Linked DNA regions of Mus musculus: region 2 is linked to region 1. A link is a loop called in an ENCODE intact Hi-C map of the cell type or tissue named here. Cell type or tissue: left cerebral cortex. All regions are shown on one strand. Each heading gives the region's core, and the rest is flanking DNA. Links, peaks and the distances in the headings are about the cores only. Region 1 overlaps Ibtk (inhibitor of Bruton agammaglobulinemia tyrosine kinase). Region 2 overlaps Dop1a (DOP1 leucine zipper like protein A).

Region 1 (10,385 bases), core at 1,227-9,226:
ATTTATTGAAAGGAGGAAAGATTTATTTTGGATCAAAGTTGTAGAGTCCATGTTTAGTTGGCTGTGTGTTTTGGCTCTGGTGAGCTAGCATAGCCTGTTGGAGACTGTGGTAGAGGAAGGACACTGCTCACCTGACAGCAGTCAGCAGACAGTGGGAAGGAAAGACTGGTCTCCCATAGTCCCCTTTGAGGGGAGGGCATTCCTGTAATGATCTTTCACTTCTTACTAGCCCCCACCCCCTTGTTAAGTTTCTACCACCTGCCAGTGACACCAGCCTGAGAACCAAGCCTTTTTACACAGGGGCCTTTGGAGGACATGCCAGATTCTAGCATAATTCTCCCTGCCAAGCCTCTTTCTAGCTCTTTCGTGGATAGTGAGGACGGTATCTAACTTGATTCCTTAGCACTGATCTTTCCCTTGTAGTTATCACTTCTGGTTCTTGTTGCTACTTGTTATTACTTTGGAGTTTTTGTTGTTATTGTTGTTTGTTTGTTTGTTTGTTTTCGAGACAGGGTTTCTCTGTATAGCCCTGGCTGTCCTGGATCTCACTCTGTAAACCAGGCTGGCCTTGAACTCAGAAATCCACCTGTCTCTGCCTCTCAAGTACTGGGATTAAAGGCGTGCGCCACCACCGCCCGGCATAACTTTGTTTTAAACTAAATAGTTATTCATCCTTGGGAGGATCCAGACTCAGTAGCTTAGAATGTGAGGGGTTTTCTACTCCTTAATTTCATTTGCTTGAGAGAGAGAGAGAGAGAGAGAGAGAGAGAGAGAGAGAAATTGTAGAGAATGTTCAGTTTTCAAAGGTTCAAAGGCCAGGAATAGGAGCTTGTATAGGCATGGTGCCTGCCTGGTTCGTATGCTTGCTTCTGGAGGATATGAGTGCTCTGTGTGTGTGGCAGCGGCTGCTGGAGCCTTGGGACCCGAGAAAGGAAGTGGGAAAGGGAAAGACTGAAAACACAGGGGATTCTTCAAGGCTGTCTAGTGATAGGGAAGCTATAGTTGATAAAAACAGAGACCAAAAAGAACACACTACTCCCCCAACTGTGCATTAGCCAAATGACTACTGCCTGAAAATACTCTTTCCATGTTTCTACTGTTTTATTAATAGCATAGAGTCTATATGATAATCTTAGTTCTCCATTTTGTACTCTGGTCAGTTCTTGCTGTTTGATAGATCATTACATTGGAAAACAAAGGGCAACTATGTTTTGTCATTGAGGCCTGCAAGCTCACGCTTAGTGTTTAATCTCCTAGTCAGCTGATTTTTTTGTTTACTTCCCATGTGGATGTTGATAGATAGACATTATATAAAGTGAGGCATTTCTATTTTTTATTTTTATTTTAGAACACTTGTACAGAGAATAGTATAGTGAGTACCCCTAAACCCACTACCTAAATTATAAAATGAATGATATTCCACTTTAAGGAATAAAATAAAAGGACTGTTTTCCAGATTGTTTTAATGACATGATTCTGTTTTTCCGTAGGTGGTGCTTTGCAAATTTCATTCGGTGTTTCTGTCCCAGAAAGGGCAGGTTTACACCTGTGGCCATGGTCGCGGAGGACGGTTAGGCCATGGAGATGAACAGACATGCTTGGTAATTGAGTCATTGCATATAGATGTTAGTAAAGCCATGATGAATTAGAAACATCACTTGACTTTTAATCAACTGTAAGACCAAAATAATCTACAAAATTAGCAATAGCATTAAGAAATCTGTTTCTTAGTATATAGCATACATATTAAAGACTTAGATATAAAGTGAAAGTATCTTGAAAATATTTGACCTACAGAAAATACTGAGTAAGGAAATATATGTATTTATAATATGTGCACATATGTATGTTTATGTGTATATATACACATATTTATGTACATGCATATATTATAAATTATAGGGTTGAAATTAAAGGTTTGTCTTAAGTTATAAGATCCTTTCTCTGGAGAGCTAGTCTTTTATTTCCTTAAACTATTTTGTTAAAATATACATGATCTAAAAAAGTGAGCAATATTCGATATATAATTTGAATGTTAGTTTTTATGTTACTAAAACTTAGTGGTAATTGAAAAAAAACCTTAATTTATTACATACCAGGAAAGTCTGATTTGTTTTTCTTCTCTGTTTATAAGAAGACCTCTAGTGTGTTTATCATCTATTAAAAGAAAGCTCCATCATTAACAACGTGCACTGCTTGAGAGTTTTGTACACTGCTGTTACTTTTAGTAAGTCTCACAGTGCTCCTGTGAGCTGCAAGTATCTCTCTGCATTTTGTGCATTGCAGTAACAGTAAGAAAGGAGTCATTTACTGACTGCTTAGCGTCTCAATAAGGAAAACGAGGGGAAAAAAGTTAAAATTTGATTGAAATCAAATAGCTCGTGGGTAGCTGAGGGGAGCTTTGAGTGTAGAGAAACAGGATAATGTTGCTTGCTTATTCCTTCAAGGGAGGCTATATTCATTCCTTTCCTCCCTGAAATACCAAATAGTGAAGGGCTCCTTTTTTTCTTATTCATGCCCTCTAAATTTGCATTTGGGATACACTTGAGACTTAACAGGATGGCTAAGCAGGTATTGCTAGGCCTGACATTATCAGATTGATCATTCAGATTCACAGAAGGAGATACACAAATTTCCTCTGACCTGCACACATGTCCCATGTGATTCACACACACACACACACACACACAGAGAGAGAGAGAGAGAGAGAGAGAGAGAGAGAGAATAAAAATTTTAAAACTTTTAAAATTCACTTGAATTATTTTATCGAAGTTCCTTACTGTCTTTTATTTATTTTGCTCATAAGCCACGAACATAACGTAAGGTCATTGTGTTCGTGAGAGTTCACCTGCTCTTAGATGAGATGGAGACTTAAACTCTTGACGGTACAGTCATACCATTTTGGTTCTGCGTGCATTTTTATATAAATGGTCACTGCAGACTATTGTATTGTAATAAAGTTAACTTTGTTTCCTAGGTTCCCAGGCTTGTGGAAGGACTGTCTGGTCACAATTGTTCGCAAGTGGCAGCTGCTAAGGATCACACTGTTGTGTTAACTGATGATGGATGTGTCTATACATTTGGTCTCAACATGTTTCACCAATTAGGAATTATTCCTCCACCTGCTAGTTGTAATGTACCCAGACAGGTAAGCTTTTGTTTTTAACCAATTAGGTGTTGATTTCCTATAAAACATGGACAAATATGTAAAATACATAATTTACCAAGTAATTATTTACTTAGTTAACTTCATCTTCAATGATACATGCTTTTTTGATACTAGCCATGCATCTTGGGTCCTAGAACCCTGGCTTGCAGCAGTGAGAGAATGAAGAAAGGAGAGACAGGCATATGTACAGGAAAGCTTGAATCAAGCGGTGATGTGCTTACCCTGACGAGGGCACCTATTATCATCAGCATCCCAGAGCCTCAGCTTGTTTGTTAGGGGCAACAAAGGGGAGGAGTTAGCTGGTCTTGGTGGGAAGTCTTTGTAGGCTACAGTCTCAGGCTGTAAACATCCAGGAGGAGGAGGCAGCTGCAATTGCTGATGTGGGCACACACTGGTTCAGCTGTTCATGAACACCCATACTCAGCTCCTGAGGACAGCTTTGCCTTTCCTGTAGAGGCTCACTCAGGTAAGGCTCTGCTGCTCCTGTGGGGCCGAGGAGTTAGTCTCCTCTGCATGGCTCTGGAGTCCACCGAGCTGAGGATCTCGCTCACTCAGGGCCTCCTATGCTTCCTACTCTTTTTCTTTTTCTATAAGAAAATTACAGTACACATTCACATTCACTCAGAGTTAAAAATGAAAGCATATCCGAGATTGTACATTTTGGGGATTAGTTACCACAGAGATTACCACAGAGCTAACTTTTAAAGATTTAAAAAAATTACTTGTGTGTGCGTGTCTCTGTGTATGTGCACTGAGGGCAGGTACTTTTGGATGTCAGAAGTGTTGGCTAGAGCTAGAGTGACAGGTGGTTGTGCACTGTCTGACCCAATGCTGTAAACTGAACTCAGGGCCTCCATCTTAGCCCAGGAGCCATCTCACCAGCCGTGGGTTTAACTTCAGTGTTTAGAAGCAGAAATGAAACCTGGTTTGAGTTTTCGTTTTTCTTTTTCTTTTTCTTTTTGGTTCTAGGGATTGAAATCAAGATTCTTACAAGCTAGACAAGATTTTTACTACCTAAGTTTACCCTCAGCCCTGGATTTTTATAGTTTGAAACTTAAATGGTTATTTTTTTGAAATCTATCAATATAATTATACCTGAACAAGCAAGGTACTACAAATAAATAAATAAATACAAGAAAAAGAAGAAAAGCCTTTGCTTATTTACCTGTGTGTCTACTCAGGTGTCTCACCTGCTTACCCGAGGGTGTGTGGTTCAGGCCACCACTCCAGCCCATGACCACCATCAGAAGGTGCCCATTCCCCAGATATAGCAGCCTTGTCCTTGGACTACTCAGATGAACGCCGAGTCCCCCAAATGAAAGTGTTAGATTTGTCACCTATGGCAGATAGTTTCAGGACACCACACTTGAAGTCTTACATGCGAAATTCCTTTTTAGTTCAATCCTGTTTCTAGAATTACTATTGAATTGACATTCTTAGTTAAGTATGGAAGTCTTCCTCTTTTCTCTTCTGGATTGCTAATGGATCAGTAGTATTACTGCAGGAGATTTGTGGGGAGTGTCTAGTTGGATATTTTCAAAAAGATCTGTGTTCTCTAACTTACTGTCAACGTGTGGGTATTTAACTTTGTGGAGTTATGGCCACCGTAAGAGCCTGAGTTGATAACCAGCTTTGATTTCCTAGGCAGGGGTCGCATGACCGTTTGAAGACAGTTTAAGCAGGAGTGGGATGGAGAGGCCAGTGACAGCTCTGTTGGGTAGAGTCCAGATATGCATAAGACATTCCCTCATGGAGGAAAGTCATCTGGGCCAGACTGTCAAGCTTCTTACCATTGTGAGACCCTGGATATTTCAGATTTAAAAATCACCAGTTTTTAAAGAATGGTTGTTTTATATATTGCTTATTATTGCTAAAATTTTGATGATCTGGGTTTTATATAATGTTACTTTGGTTTAGAATGTTAGTTTTTATGTTACTAAAATTTGGTGGTAATTGAAAAAAAACTTAGTTTATTACTTATTACGTACCAGGAAAGTCTGATTTGTTTTTTTCTCTGTTTATAAGAAGACATCTAGTGTGTTTATCATCTATTAAAAGAAAACTCCATCATTAACAACTTGCACTGCTGATGTCCGGAAGTGGCTGCATCACTGTGTTCTGAGATTTGTGACTTGTCATGAGTGATGACATGAGACGTTAGCAGTTGCTAAGGCAGTAGCAGTGAGGAGGGTGTACTTGTATCTTAGAGAAACCTGCACTAGATTTTAAATATGTAGTCAACTACAGTCTTACTTGTCATTTTAAATAGATACAGGCAAAATATCTGAAAGGAAGGACTATCATTGGAGTAGCAGCGGGCAGGTTTCATACGGTGCTGTGGACTCGAGAAGCCGTTTACACACTGGGACTGAATGGTGGACAGTTGGGTAAGAAATATTTCATGGCAATATTCAAATGCTACAGTATGATCTTAGAATAGGTATGTGACGGTTTGCTTACTTGTGTAAATTTTTAGGTCACTTACTGGATCCCAATGGTGAAAAGTGTGTCACAACCCCTCGCCAAGTCTCTGCCCTTCATCACAAGGATATCGCTGTGTCTTTGGTAGCTGCAAGTGATGGTGCCACAGTCTGTGTCACCACAAGGGGAGACATTTACTTACTTGCAGACTATCAGTGCAAGAAGATGGCAACTAAGTATGTGCATTTCTGGAACCTGTCACTATAAAAAATAAGAATTCATCTCTCTAGCTGCTTATCAACTGATAGCTGTGTGCTGGGCTCCGTGAGAAGACAGAATCGAAGGGAAAACTAAGAATGGTTTTCTTTAATTTTTGGTTTTGGACAAGGATCCAATGGACATATAAAAGTTTTGTTTGCAAATTGTAAAATAATATTTTTGAGTCATATTTAACATAATATGTCCCACAAAGTTTAGTTTCCTTTTTAATGTATGTGGGTCACATAATTAGGCTAACCCTCATTCTTGGTTTATAACATGATCACTATTTCAAATATAGGTTTTGATATCTTATATCCTAGTTATTAAAAAAAGATCAGCATCATAAACACTCTACCAGGCTTACTCTTTACATCTCACTGCTGCTACTTGTCCTTGTCCCGTGTAGTGCGTTGTGTTTAGCATGCCGTAGTAACGTGCAGGAGACTAGCTGTTACTTGGCATATCAAAGAATACAGAATCAAATTTAGGCATGGGTCCACATGCCAACTGTAGCTCTCTGACTTGTACTTACACACAAACTCAGGATTTCACTTCCGATTTTATTTAGAATGATGTAACGTATAGGTGTTTAAAGATAATGGGGAGGTAATCTTGTGTTTCTGATACATTCAGTCCCTAGTAGTTGATTAATTTGTATCTGATTTGACAGCATTGTATTGTTTTAGGTCCTTCTAAAGTAATTATCTTTTGTAGTAAATCTTTTTCTTTTCAGGCTGATATTTCAGAGTGTTGAGCAATGTTTCTTTCTATTATATTCATTAGAGTAGATAGTACAAGCATGGAAATATCCTTGAAAGGATAACTTAGCTCTTGGAAACAGTGGCTAATTTACAAGGCAATTAGGGATTTAAATGTGGATGCAGCAGACATGTTCTTGCTGGTGTGTGAAGGCGATGGTGATGTCATCACATTGTTAACTATGAAAGCTTGCTTAGATCTGAACACAACCAACAGCAGCATACCACATCCTATCTTCCCTAGTGACATTGGTTGCAGGTTGCATTTTAGTTTCAAAATCATAAAAATGTGACCACACATGTTTCTTAGATCCAATTAAATAGGTGTGAGCTGACTTGTGGAATGTAAGTTGTAGTTTTAATTAGCATTTATAAAACATTTTAAAGTTCCCTTTGAACACTTTAAATTGTATAAATATACCTGCCTTCCAAATTTTCAGTAGAAATTGTTTTGATACAGATGAAAGTACTACAAAAACAACTGAAAATTTGTTTTTTCAAAGCAAATAAACTTTCTGAGAGGGAAAACAGTTGGAGAGTAGCAAGTGTGTGGACAACGGTCGAGTGATTTTAGCAGCCACCACGGCTTTCAAGGCATGTGTGCCTGCTTAGGTCTGGCCAGCTTTAAGCATTTTTATTTTATTTTATTTATTTTTTCTGTTAGGATGCAGTTATACTTAGGAGCTGATAGCTGTCCAGAGAATGAGACTCTAAGTGAATGTGTACTTAGCAGGTAGGGTCTGGGTACTCATGTGTGAGTTGAGGCCATAGGAAAGAAAGAGCAGCCTGGGAGGGGCCGCGTGCAGTCACTGTCTGAATGGTCATTTCTATAAAATTAAGCTTGTGTGCTTTAGAGGATGTTAATTTATCATTTTTCCTTTTCACTCAGACAACTGAACTTGAAAAAGGTTCTTGTCTCTGGAGGTTGTATGGAATACAAGGTTGATCCTGAACATTTGACAGAAAATGGAGGTCAGAAAATATGTGTCCTCGCTATGGATGGAGCTGGAAGGGTGAGTGGAGCTTTATGTTGAAGACTAGTAGTGTGACTTACATGGACCATGGGAATGCCAAGTGTAATGCCTGGCTTTGATGGCTGCTGCTGGGGCTCCGACCCTTCTATGACATCTAGTGGAGCAGAGATGACAACTAGGGTTGCAGAGACACACGGTACTGTCTCTAACCCACTGGTGTGTACAGTACTGTAGCCTAAAGGTTCATTTCTTCATAAAGTGAAAACAAGTTTGAATTATTTCCTGTGTGAGCTCAATATTGATAAACAATGTTGAAAGGCATAGATAGAAGAAAATGTCATTTAGTTATTTTTCTAACAGTAGACAATATTTATAGATTTGGGCCATAATTCAAAGGATTCTCCCCAGTTATGGTTTTCTATAAGTGTATATACAATGTATGTGTGTGCAGAGACTATGATGCCTTTTGTTCTATATTACATGTATAAGCAATGGCATGCTTCTAGATTTTAGCTCTTAAATGTCATTTTTATTCCTTGTGCAAATGTATCAATGGATTTCTCTAATAAAATGGCTAGTTTTCAGTATGTTTAATTTCTAAGTCATATGTCTGTGAGCACGGGCATGCGCAGGCACACGTGCGCACAGATGCTGGGTGCTCTGTGGACGCCGAGGAGGGTAAGGAGCTCCTCCTCTCTTACTCCATGCGAGCCCTGCCAATGGGCAGCGGGCAGCTGTACCTGGGACCCCTTTCACCAGCCCTACAATACATTACAGAAAGATATGCTTAATACAGGCTCAAAATTATGAATTATAGATGTCTCTTAAATTTAAATAGTGTTGTAAGGCTTAAATATATTTAAGTTTAACATTATATCTGTGTATTATATCTTAGTAATGCTGATAAAATTACACACTATGGCTAGAAAAACAGTTTTCTTTTTTGGAGACAGGGTTTCTCTGTGTAGCCCTGGCTGTCCTGGAACTCACTCTGTAGACCAGGGTGGCCTCGAACTCAAAAATCTGCCTGCCTCTGTCTCCCAAGTGCTGGGATTAAAGACGTGTGCCACCACTGCCTGGCCGAAAACAGTTTTCTTATAATGATATAAAATATTTTGTGAGGTGTAAGTAGTGATATGATGCTTCACATTTTAAAAACTGCACAATCGCTTCTGGGCATATTTGTCTGTATTAGAGTGCCTCTTCCCTTCTCATGAAACACCGCACAGCCTTTACACAGTGGTGCTCCCTGTAGTCCTAGCTGGAGGCAGAGGCTGCGCTGTCTGCATAGTAGACTACATTGCATCTTGGGCTGCTTAGAAGACCCTGTTTCAACCTCACCCCTCAAAGATAAACAGACACAAGTTGTAATTGCAAAGCTCCGCCTGCTGGTGTGTTTCTAGGTACAAGTTGTAGGCATTATTTTCATAGGGAGAGCATGACTTTCTGTGTGAATGACTTTGGCAGGTGCTATTTTGTGCTTTACTTAATAAAAAAAATGGTTCTGAGGAGTCATACTTTTGGAAACCATCAGTTTTGACTGGGTATGATGGAACACTGCTTTAATCCCATAGTACGGGACACTGAGGCTGAACTCATGAATTCTCAGGCCAGCCTGGACTGTATAGAAAGTGCCTGTCTTAAAACAAGTGAACAGCCACAAGCAGTTTTAAGTTTAGAACATGACAGGTACCCAGGCAAAGGCTCTGTTGCTGTAGATGGAGCTGCACAGGGCAGCCCAGCACCCTCCCCTTACATCCTCTGTGCACCTTAGGAGTACTTCCTATCCCATTCCCAGGGCTGCTGGGAATCTTACACTGGGGCCTTTACTTAAGATTTTGTAGCCAGGCGTGGTGGTGCACGCCTTCAATCCCAACACTTGGGAGGCAGAGGCAGGCAGATTTTTGAGTTTGAGGCCATCCTGGTCTACAGAGTGAGTTCCAGGAGAGCCAGGGCTACACAGAGAAACCCTGTCTTGAAAAACAAAACAAAACAAAACAAAAAAACGACAACAACAAAAAGATTTTGTTTTGGTTATAATTAAGTATATCTTCTTGTTATTCTTGAGAGTAGGTTGGATTGATTTCGGTAATTATCTGACATTAAAGTATTGGCTCTAACATTTTAGTGTGCTACATTATTCCAGCAGGACTATATGCCCCAAGCAAGTTATGCAGGAAACGGCACCTCCTTCGGAGGAGTGCCACTGACATACATTTTAATTCGTGATGTGGCATAATCTACTTTCCTAAAAGGTGTATGTCCAACATCGTCTTGATTTTTGTAGCATCTCTCTTCTCTGTGGAGGAGTAGTCATGGAAACACACAAGCTCAGGCACTTACTCTGACAGTACTGTTTGATTCCGAGTGTGCTTGCTCTCTGCTGTGCGCTTTATGCTGTGCTGTGCTCTGCTTCCCTCACAGGTGTTTTGCTGGAGATCAATCAGCAGTTCTCTGAAGCAGTGCCGATGGGCCTATCCTCGCCAGGTGTCAATCTCCGATATTGCTTTAAATAGAAATGAAATTCTGTTTGTCACACAGGATGGGGAAGGATTTAAAGGGAAATGGTTTGAAGACAAAAGAAAGAATTCTGAAAAGAAAGGTCAGTTAGTATGACTGCCCTTAGTACCCTAGTCAGCTTTGGATGTGTTAGGTACTGCTCGGCTGACCTCTAAACTGTGTGTTTGCCTTTGTGCTTAGTTCAGTGCCTGTTTGCTACAGACTGTAAAGTCACTCATGGCACAAGGCATGGGTGTCCCTCTCTGTCATTAGCATTGAATGTACTCTCTGGCATTGTGGTCC
Region 2 (10,385 bases), core at 1,469-9,468, 820 kb before region 1:
CGCCAGTCTGTTACTCTCTGGCAAGACTATTTAGAACAGGTTAAGCTTTTGAAAGTGAGTATAACAGAGTAACACATACAGCATATTTTTGCTCAGGTCGCGGACAGGAGAGTTATTAGCACCACGGATGCTGAGAGACAAGCAGTCACTCCACCAGGACTCCAAGAGGCAATCAATGACCTGGTGAAGAAATACACACTTGCCCGAGCTTTTGTACGGCCCTCTGGTACTGAAGACATTGTCCGAGTATATGCAGAAGCCAACTCACAAGTAAGCTGGCATCAATCTATTGAGTTTGAATCAAGGAGGAAGACAGGCGAGGAGAAAACACTATTTGTGTTTGGATCTCACTGTGGCTTTCCCCTCTGGGATCTGTGAATACAGCCCTTTAGTATACGAAGATTGAAAAGTTACTGAGTTCAGTGGGAGGTCCAGTTTATACCCCTTTAATTTGTTCCCAAACAGTGTTCTCTATTGTAGATTCTTGAGGGTGTGTTCTGGCTGTACAGGAATAACTAATAAATCCTTAGTTTAGTCTGACATGTGCTAATTTTAATGTATTATAGATTATTCTTTTTCCTCTTTAGAACTGTAGTTTGTAGAAGCAGCCAGTTTTAGTATGTCCAAATTAACTGAATGCTTGCTTTTTTTTTTTCTGGACTTTGTAATTACTGTTCAAATCTTTCTCTAGATTCTTATTACTCTGTTTCTGCATTTTCATCATTTGTTCTTTATGTATACTGTGGTTGAATGCGGACTCAGGAGATAAACAGTTACTTTTTACATGGCAATGACTATGTGATGTAAATTCTAAGAATTACTTAGGGAGGTTTGGTTTTTAAGTTACTTAATTTTGGAATAACTTATAAACTCAAGAACTGAAAATCTTATTTAGAAGAATCCAGCCCATTTTAAATATGGGCTTTGAACCTTATTACTGAAAGATGAAAAAGAAGTTATTTGAATACTTCTGTGAAACAAAGTCAGGAAGCATCCCCTAGGACAGCCAGGAATGGCTGCAGGCACTGTGTCTCACTTAATTTTACTGTGATTTGCAGGAAAGCGCAGACAGGCTTGCCTATGAAGTGAGTTTGCTGGTGTTCCAGCTGGCTGGAGGCATTGGAGAAAGACCACAACCAACTTTCTGAAGATAAATTTTATATTCTGGAGAAGTGGACTTCTAAAATGTTTCTATAACACTTTATAATATTGGCAGTACTAGGGCATTTGTAATCATGACATCAACATGTCATGCATGTTAATGGATTATTTCTAGATAGGTTTTTAAATGCTACCAGGAAAAAAATGTTTAGAAGCTCAAAATCTTAGACTTGGGAATGAAGCTTACCTCTGATTTTAATCTGTATTAAGTTTTAATAGTTCAAGTGTCATTAATTTTACAGGGTATGAAGTGAATTCATGAAGGGTACTGGGAAATTAAACTTTACTAACTTCTTTGCAGCCCCTTTCGATTGCTTACCTAACCAAGATGTTTTGTAGCACTGACCTACCTGGTTCAAATGGGGAGATTTCGTATGAACCAATTTCCCATGCGGATCTCAATGTGAGGAAGAAATGACTGACTGGTTTGCTTAGCAGCATCAGAACTGGCAGGTGGCCCATCTTTCATTGTACTGGCAGAGCTCTGTGCTGTGCCCACTAGAGTGTGTGGTCCAGGCTTCAGCTACTCTTTAGTGCTCAGCGAAGGGACACAGCTCCATCTGATACCTGAAGCCTCTGACAACCAAGTGACCATTCTGATACTAGGACATTATTAACCACAGAAAGAAGAAAAACAACAATTAACAATTAAATGAGGCTTGAGACCAAGCAGGAAAAAAGAAAACGTGGTGTGTATTTTGCAGGTTTAAGACAACCCAAGACAGTGAAACAATGGACTATATATGCAAATATAGACCTTGTAGGCACCATCATCAGTATGAGCCACCTATATATTTAAACTTGATTCAGGCCACATTCAGACATAAGCTCTTATTTACAAATATTTAAATTAAATACAACCTGAATAATGCTTTGTTACATATACACATATATATATATATAAAAGAAAAAGAAACTATACAACTCAGCAGTGTGTTTTAAGTATTCCATTTAGGCTCTGGAGAACCACTGGTGGTGGTCAAGTCTTTATGACTCCTTCTAGAAAGTCCTTTTCTATCATCTCTTCAATTTTTTGCCTGGCTTTGCTGGAAAAGGCTTTGTGATTCTCCAGTTTCATGTCCTTGTTTGGGAAGGAGTTTGGGTAGAGGACGGGGCTCCCTGAGTGTCCGCCACAGCGGCTTGTGACTTTGCTGTTGAAGACTTGGCTGAGGACATTGAAGAAAGGCAGAAGCTGCTCCATGTTGCGCATGGTGCAGAGCGTCAGCAGCAAGTGCCCTGGCTCCCAGCCCAGTGTCCTCCCCGAGCAGTCTTCCTCTGGGTTTTTCTGCAAAACACAAAAAGGAGTTGTTACTAATAGGTAACGTATGTTATGTGAGAAGTGGAGACAAATGCCAGCATCAAGTCTTCACTGCAGACTTGACGAAGTCCACTGGTTCTGAAGCCTTTTAGCCGCCAATCTAAATGAAAAGTTAACCATGGACTTTCATTATTAACAAATGCTGTCACACAGTTTACCATATTGCCTCTAGTCTCCTAAAAATCAAACCAAATCAAATCAATTTATCCTGAAAGAAAGTAAATGATGCTTACAGCCTTTATAGCTAATTTTGAAATACAAGACAATCATGGTAAAATTACTTTTTATATTCCTATGGAGATTTTTCCTTTAAAAGTGTGACCCTTCCCTCACAGCCCTGAGCTCTTAACCAAGAAAAGCACAGTTTCAGTGGTCTTTTGTTCTTATGTACCTGCCCTCCATACTAAATAACCAAATATCTCCATATGACCATTTCCTCCTCTGACTTCACAAGTCTACAGGTGTGTGCCTTCCTTCCTGTTTACCTGTCATTGCTTTTGCTGCCATATCATATGCATCAATAGCCACCCTCACCTGATGCTTGGCCATCTCCAATCCCTCCAAAATCTTAAAGTCCTCCTCGTCCTGTGGAAGGAAAGAGGAGAACTCATAGCCCCTGTTCGAGTAACAAGTGTGTTTGGCCATGAAGGCCTTGTTTAAAGGGATGGGGATGGGAGATCCTTTCTGGTGCAGATGGCTGCCGTATCTGTGGTCATTGTGGAGGACAGCAGAGGGCACAGGCCTACAGTCGTATGAATGGTCACTGTATCTGCATTTCCTCCTCAAATCCTGTGACAAAAAAGGAATGCTTTTGTCCTTAAGTCCTGGATGGACTTTTGGTCCATAACTTTGTCCTTTTATTTGGCTCCTAAAGAAGCAAGTTCCTCATGTCCTTTAAGTAAAGCTCCTAATTGCTTTCTTCCCTTTTGCTCTGTAGAGAATCGAGTACAGCTTCATTACTGCTGAAACAAATCGTGTGAGTTCACACAGACCTGGTCTCACATGAGCCCTAACTCTATGTACTGTTAAGATTCTGCACTTAGACAGGTATTAACACAGGCCCAATGGTGAAATGCCATTTTCATTTACCCCTCTGCTTCAGGGCCAAGATTGGCCCGAAGGTTAGCCTGATCCTTACTTAATTATAAAGGATTCAAGGCATGTATAAACTACAGAATTTAACTTCTACACTTTATTCATGAGACAGATTTTGGTAATTCTCATTTTCTCTTGATTTCCTTTATATAGATGGTTTTTTAAAAAATGTTTTAGACATTTGTATTTTTGAGTTCTTCCACTAACTTTCTGATTAGTAGTCACATTTAGTAGATGGCTTTATTCTCAGCAGTGTTTCTAAAACTACAGGGAGCAGCAGTAGGGTGGATATGCAAAACTGAAACATGGCATAACAAGAGTTTTATAGAAAATATTAGGAAATATTATTAAAGAAGTCTATCTAGCTAATTCAATTTTGATAAAGTATTTCTGTCAAGTTTATTGAAACTTTATTATGTGTTGATCTTTTCATTTTCTGATTTCCTTTGTTTTTTGTTTTTGTTTTTGGGTTTTTTTTTTTGTTTTTGTTTTTCGAGACAGGGTTTCTCTGGGTAGCCCTGGCTGTCCTGGAACTCACTTTGTAGACAGGCTGGCCTCGAACCCAGAAATCTGCCTGCCTCTGCCTCCCAAGTGCTGGGATTAAAGGCGTGCACCACCACGCCTAGCTTCTGATTTCCTTTTTGAGGCTAATCTGACAGGCTTGTTCTGCAGTCACCCCTGAGCACAGCTCTCGTCAGTTCACATCTGTGTTCATCATGGCATCAACCTGACTCTGAGCACACTAAACTCTCAAGAGTACTTACAAGCACTGGTTCCAGTGGTTTCACTCATTTTGAAAGTAAAAAATTTAAAAATAATATTAATAAAGATTTTCTTTATCTTTTTTAAAATTTGAGTATGACAAACAGATTTCTTAAAAATAAATCTTCAAAACCAAGAACTTATTTTCCAAATAAACTTGATAATGTTCTGAGCTTTACAAGAAACATTTAGTAAATGATTTACAAATGTAACATTTAATGTGGCAATTACTTAGTAAACATTTAGTGACTGACTCATGAATGTAGCATTTACTACTAGCACATTTACAGAATACACAATAAAACAGAAAACAACAATAACATAATAAGAACCCTCCTAAACTTTGGTACCTTTGCCCTCTTCCGAAGAAGTTTTGCTAGTCGAACCACATATGGCTTAAATTCTCGCTGATGTATGCCCTGCCTTCTGACTTCTAAGCCCGAGTCATCTGAAGCTTCAGGAATAAAGGCCCATCGGTACCTACCAGTGGGAGAAGGCTTATATTAGTAACACAACACACACTGTGTCATCAAAGATAAGCTACATCATTTAGTACAAAGACCATGGCCCCACTACATGCAAACTTAAGAGCCAGCTGAGCCAGGCTTTACTCAGTAAAAGCAGAATTCATTATTTGAAGCTGAGTGGTGGTAGCATATGCCTTTAATCCCAGCCCTCGGGGAGGGGGCAGAAGCAGGGGATCTCTATGAGTTCAAGGCCAGCCTGCTCTACAAATAGAGTTCCAGGACAGCCAGGGCTACACAGAGAAACGTTGGCTGAAAAAAAACCAACCAACCAAACAAACAAAAACAACAACAACAAAAACCCCAAAACAAAACCGACTGTCCCAGCGTTATATGATAATAGGACAACTTGTAATGCACTCACCACCATTTTACTCATTAGCAAAACCAGTTTTAAAAAAGTTTCCTCTTTCCCTAATAGACAGAATATATTGTGTTGCTGCAGTGACTACCTCAAGCTTGCAGTCCGCCTGCCTCAGTCTCTTGCTGACTGGTAGTCAGGCTACTCAGAAGGAAACTGCTGTCTGCACTACAACAAAGTTGATTATTCCGGCATGTAAAAATATACTAGAAGGAAGACTTTCCTTTACAGGAACCGTCAGGGCTGCTAGGCTCTTGTACTGTATGTATCCTTCCAGAGAGTCTATGCATAGAAAAGCACATATTTTTGGACTCAACCCTCTGATTTTCAGAAACAAACTGCTACCAAAGTCACAAGGGTTGTGGGTGCTTGCCTGGCATGCTGAAGATCCTGGACTCCATCCCCAGCACTAAGACAACTCCACCAAAAAATAAAAGCAGGCACAAATGCTGTTTGAACTATCTTGGAGCTTTTTATTTATTATGCTTTCTTCCACACTACACAGCGAAGATAAACTTTCTAAAATGCAAGCCTAATAATATCACTTAATCTGTTAAATGCTTCAGTGGATTCACATTATCTTAGGTTACATCTATGCTCTTTTTTTTACGATGCTTTACATAGTAGAGTCCCTTTGTAGCCCCTCCTTTCACACGAACGCCAGCAGGACAGATCTTTTAACACCTCAGACAGATCAGCCCCAGTCCTGCCTGTCTTCAGAGTGAGCATCTAGCTCTGTACCATCTCTGCTTACAACTCCTTCCTGGACTTGTTCTGAACCTCAAAGTCGGCAGCAATCTTATGCTTTCCTCATAACTTCCTTCATGTGTTTGGCTCTGTCCCCTCCACTGACCTTATAGCTTCTGAGGCTGCACCCCACTGCCCCACTTCTAGGTGGGAACATATCCACAGCAACCATTAGTGCTAATAACTGCTGCTCCACTCTTTCCAATGCAGAAAGGTTTTAGTGGAAACTTATGAATACTTCAACCTACACAAAAAACTTTAGGTTGTACATCAGTGACCAAATGTATTTTGAAAAATACCCATTTAATAGCCTTGCTTTTACTTACATCTGAAACTGAGGAAGATTTTCAGAGGGCAATGCCAGAGCCAAATCCAAAAACTTGCAAGCAGAGAGATAGAGGTTTAACCACCTCTGGCTGTTATATGATGTGGAGAAGCCATTACCTCCAGTATAGGTTGTCTCCAGACCAGCAGCAGACGGCCCTGACGTCCTGTAACCAGACAGTGCTGTCATCAGAACCTTTGGCTCACAGGAGTCCTGGAAATGCTAAAGATTAACTTGTCTGTTCCAAAGCCACACTGATGAGCAGGAATCAGTGATCACAACTACACTGTATTTTGAAACGTTACTCTTCAGGCACTATATATATCCTGTTTATGAGGCAGAGTTTCTCATTAGCTTGGAGCTTACCAAGTAGGCTAGGTTGGCTGGGCAGTAAGTCCCAGTAACCAGCTTCGTCCAGTTCTTCAGACATGACTGCAAATGCACGAACCACTGCCACCTTTTTCTGTTTTCATTCTCTGGGTAAGAATTTTTGGCTCTACACACACACACACACACACACACACACACACACACACACACACACACACACCATATACATCTCTGGTGTTTGTAGGAGTCAAAAGAGGTTACTGGATCCCCTGGAACTGGAGTGACAGATAGCTGTGACTGGCATGTGCGTGCTGGGAACTGAACCCTGGTCTTCAGCAAGAGCACATGAGTTCTTAACTGCTCAGTCATCTCTCCAGCAAGCACACCTACACATTTACATGTGTTCAGGGATAGAACTCAGGTCCTCACACATGGCAAGTATTACACACTGAGCTAGCTACTGTACACTCAACTGGGAACATTCTGGAAGATCTATAGATACCTTGGTCACAGGTTACCTGCCATACTGATTTTATTATGTATCCCAAGTTTTAGAGACTAGATCTAAACTTCCAAAACTAACATGACTAATGTAGTTGAAATAACACTAAATTATATTAAGTGGATTCTTTGTGTAGAGGCTGACAGCCATAAATAGTGATAATCTATTATGTTTCCTGACTAAAGACAATTATATTCAAACTTAAATAATGGAAATATTCATTTTGTAAAGATTTTATTTTATTTTATGTGTATGGGAGTTGTGCCGGCATTTCTATCTGTGCACCATGTGTCAATTCCCTTGGAACTGTAGGTACAGACAATCCCATGTGGGTGATGGGAATTGAACCAGCTCCTCTGAGAGAGTTGTCAGCACTCTTCACCACTGAGCCATCTCTCTAGCCCCAAATAATGGAAGTGTGTGGATAGTGGGGTGCCTGAACTCTCCTGAGTAACTTCAGGCAACTTGAGCACACATTACCGTGAAATATCTTCATCAGCAGTGAGCTCCTGCTCCATCAGTAAGAACACCTGCACCTGGAGACAGGGAAGGAAATGGTCCCGTTCAATTGGCTGTGTCATTGTTTCTCACCATATCTTTGGTGGAAGTGGGGCTTGGGAGGGTTTACTTTAGGAAGTCTGCCCAATCTCCGATGTGAGCTTAACTGGGAAGTATGCTGTACTTGAAGTGGAGTATATGCCTTGCATCAGACTAGTGCTACAGATCAACTGTCTCTCAGCAGGGCTATGATTGCAGGGGCCATTAGTCTCGTTGGCTTCGACAAAGCCAAAAAATGTGCCAAAGAGAGCAAGCATTAAACTGGATGAGCCATGTAAGGCTCACAGGCAGTTGGTTACCTACACAACTCGAGGCATGAGATACTTAGGCGCATGGAATCTGACTTGTTTTTATTATTTTCAATTTAGACACTGCCATGATAATATTGAGTTTAGTTTTCACCTAAAAAACGTTTGGTAATTAGTCACACTGTTTTTCAGTTTATATTTATAACCTCATAAAACTAACTCACAAGTTCTGTGATCATGGTAGGCCAGAGTGAGGTGAGGTGTTGTGGAGACATTCTTAAAAGTAACACTCTGAAAAACAGGAACACTTGAGAGTGAAGGGTCGGCACCTGGGGCAAACGGAGACTCTCAACCAATCTCTCTGAAAGAAACACAGCGTATTTTCAATGCCTAAGTAATTCCAATTATTATAAAACTTAATGTCTAGTCCAGACAGAAAAACCTCCAATCTTTTGCAGGCTGCTTCTTTCATTAGAAGTTAAGGAGTGTACGAATCTAATAGAAAATCAAGAATTTTCTTATTAGATTCAGTAGATTCTATGATATGGCAACTATAGACAGAATAGGAAAGTGGTACTGGTCCATGAATTATATTTTGAATAAAGATTAAATGTAGACATGAAGGAGCCAGGCATGGGATCCCAGGACTTGGGAGGCTGGTAAAGCAAGATCAAGTGCTGGAAGCCAGCCTGTACTATATAATGACACCTGGTCTCAAACCCAACCCAAGCAAGCAAGCAAGCAAGCAGCCCGACTCACAGAAGACTCTGTTCTATACCTGAAATTAGGTAAACAGAGTCAACAGAATCACTTTCATGTGAGCCCTTGGGTTCTTGAGGTTAGAGGCTGCACAGCAATCCCTGAGTTTGGTGATGGGTGAAGGTATTTGGTGGCTCAGAGTGATGTATCCTTTGGACACAGTCATGAAAGTTTTCAAAACAAACACAAAACAAGATTTTTTTCCCTCCTAGTTTTATGTTTCTTACATTGTATTAAAACTTTGATTGAATTGGTACTTAGCTATAAAAACTCTGTTATTGTCATTTTAAGTTCTAGGATATCAAAAGATCAAGTATTCCTCAAGGGATTTTCCCACCTATCCTATGGAAATAATCTATGTTTTCAATTGTTTGTGGAAGAGTGATTTAAAGAGCAGTCATGACTTTACTTGGAAATCTAAGCATGTCAGATGTAGTTGTGTGTAGACAAGAGATGGCCTGGTGACAGCTGGTTTCACTGTCAACTTGAATGGAGTAAGGAATGCTTAGAGCTGTGTGTCTGTGACTCCATGACATAAATTGTACCATCATGTTCTGTTTGCATTTGTTGAAAGTGGATTCCGAGAACAAGTTCTGAGACTCCACTATGTTTATTTCATGTTTCCTTCAAAATTCCCTGTTCTGGGACAGGCTGAGTACCCAACTCTATGACACAGACAAAAGAGATAGCAGACAGGAAAGGGTGTTAAACCACACCATGTCCTTGGGCACAGCTAGAAAGTAGACGATGTGCAACAGGAGTTACTGTTGTTTATACCAATGTATAAAATGTCCCTGTTGGAATGAGAGACTGGAAGCTCAGCCATGAAGAGTCAGTTCTCCCTCTGACCACTTTTCAGTGGGAGCTGTTGCATGGTTTCCCTAGTCATTCCTGATGGATGCTGTTGCAGTTGCGTGATTTGATGTTACTATTGTTGTTAGTTTACCTAGCTGGGTTCTTCAGTGGTCTCTGCTAGATGCTGCAAGGGTCAGAGGATATTTTGCTGCCCATCTGCTGTGTTTATCTACTGCTTGCAATTTGTTCTACCTGTCCTTGCTGCATATTTAATAAACTCACTCATTTGAAAACCAAAGTACAGCTACTGTAGACCATTCTCTAGAAATAACAGAATGGGCTTCCAGAAAATAATAACATAGGGTCAGTGACAAAGGCAAGATCTGTCCTTAACGTGTGTGTGTGTGTGTGTGTGTGTGTGTGTGTGTGTGTGTGTTTTAATGAAAAAGCAGTGTGTGCTGTGGCTGCCTTTTTTTCTTTTTCTTTCAGCAAGTATTGCTGTTGCAACTTTTTAACATTAGATTCCAGTTTCTTTGGCCTTTCCTTTTTCTTTTTGTTCCTTTACTTAGAAGCTACCTGGGGTTTATTTTTGTATGGTATAGGAAAGAATCTCTCTTATTTCCTGGAGTAAATTAGTACTCTCTATTTTGTTTTTAACTATTTTAAGTAAATTGATAAAGAAAATCAACTGCCTAGAGGTGCTATCCTTTCTCATTTTCAAAGACCCATAGAATGTATTCATAATATAGAGCTTACTCTATTTGCAAACTCAGAAGAAATCAGAAAAGACTGACTGTGACCTGGCTTGGAATAATAGTGTAAGGATTATTTTAGGTCTAAAGTAAACATCGTGGCTCAGGTACATATGCACATATATGTGCACACCTCAGTCCATGCACA

What was found. A loop is a pair of places that touch in the nucleus more often than their neighbours do. Peaks named below come from ENCODE experiments on the same cell type or tissue, not always from the same donor. Only the 100,000 strongest peaks of a DNase experiment are listed, where the experiment ranks them.
Region 2: it touches region 1 in a loop (3-fold over the local background); 4 of 42 quality-filtered maps call a loop at or near these places.

What each region holds. Positions count from the first base shown.
Region 1 is chr9:85,723,847-85,734,231 of GRCm38, reverse strand. It overlaps Ibtk (inhibitor of Bruton agammaglobulinemia tyrosine kinase), which reads left to right. Exons shown (of 29, transcript NM_001081282.2): 5 at 1,491-1,601; 6 at 2,978-3,148; 7 at 5,439-5,556; 8 at 5,646-5,826; 9 at 7,499-7,622; 10 at 10,008-10,185. Among named protein-coding and RNA genes, the nearest start is that of Ibtk, 20 kb to the left of the region's middle. In left cerebral cortex, for the core only: a CTCF peak has its summit at 5,727; no DNase peak of the experiment used is centred there.
Region 2 is chr9:86,546,077-86,556,461 of GRCm38, reverse strand. Dop1a (DOP1 leucine zipper like protein A) reads right to left here. Exons shown (of 39, transcript NM_177208.3): 35 at 8,156-8,292; 36 at 7,606-7,661; 37 at 6,295-6,459; 38 at 4,687-4,816; 39 at 656-2,446. The coding sequence ends at 2,141. It overlaps Pgm3 (phosphoglucomutase 3), which reads left to right. Exons shown (of 13, transcript NM_028352.4): 12 at 97-270; 13 at 1,059-3,986. The coding sequence ends at 1,148. Among named protein-coding and RNA genes, the nearest start is that of Pgm3, 21 kb to the left of the region's middle. In left cerebral cortex, for the core only: no CTCF peak of the experiment used is centred there; a DNase peak (open chromatin) is centred at 5,494.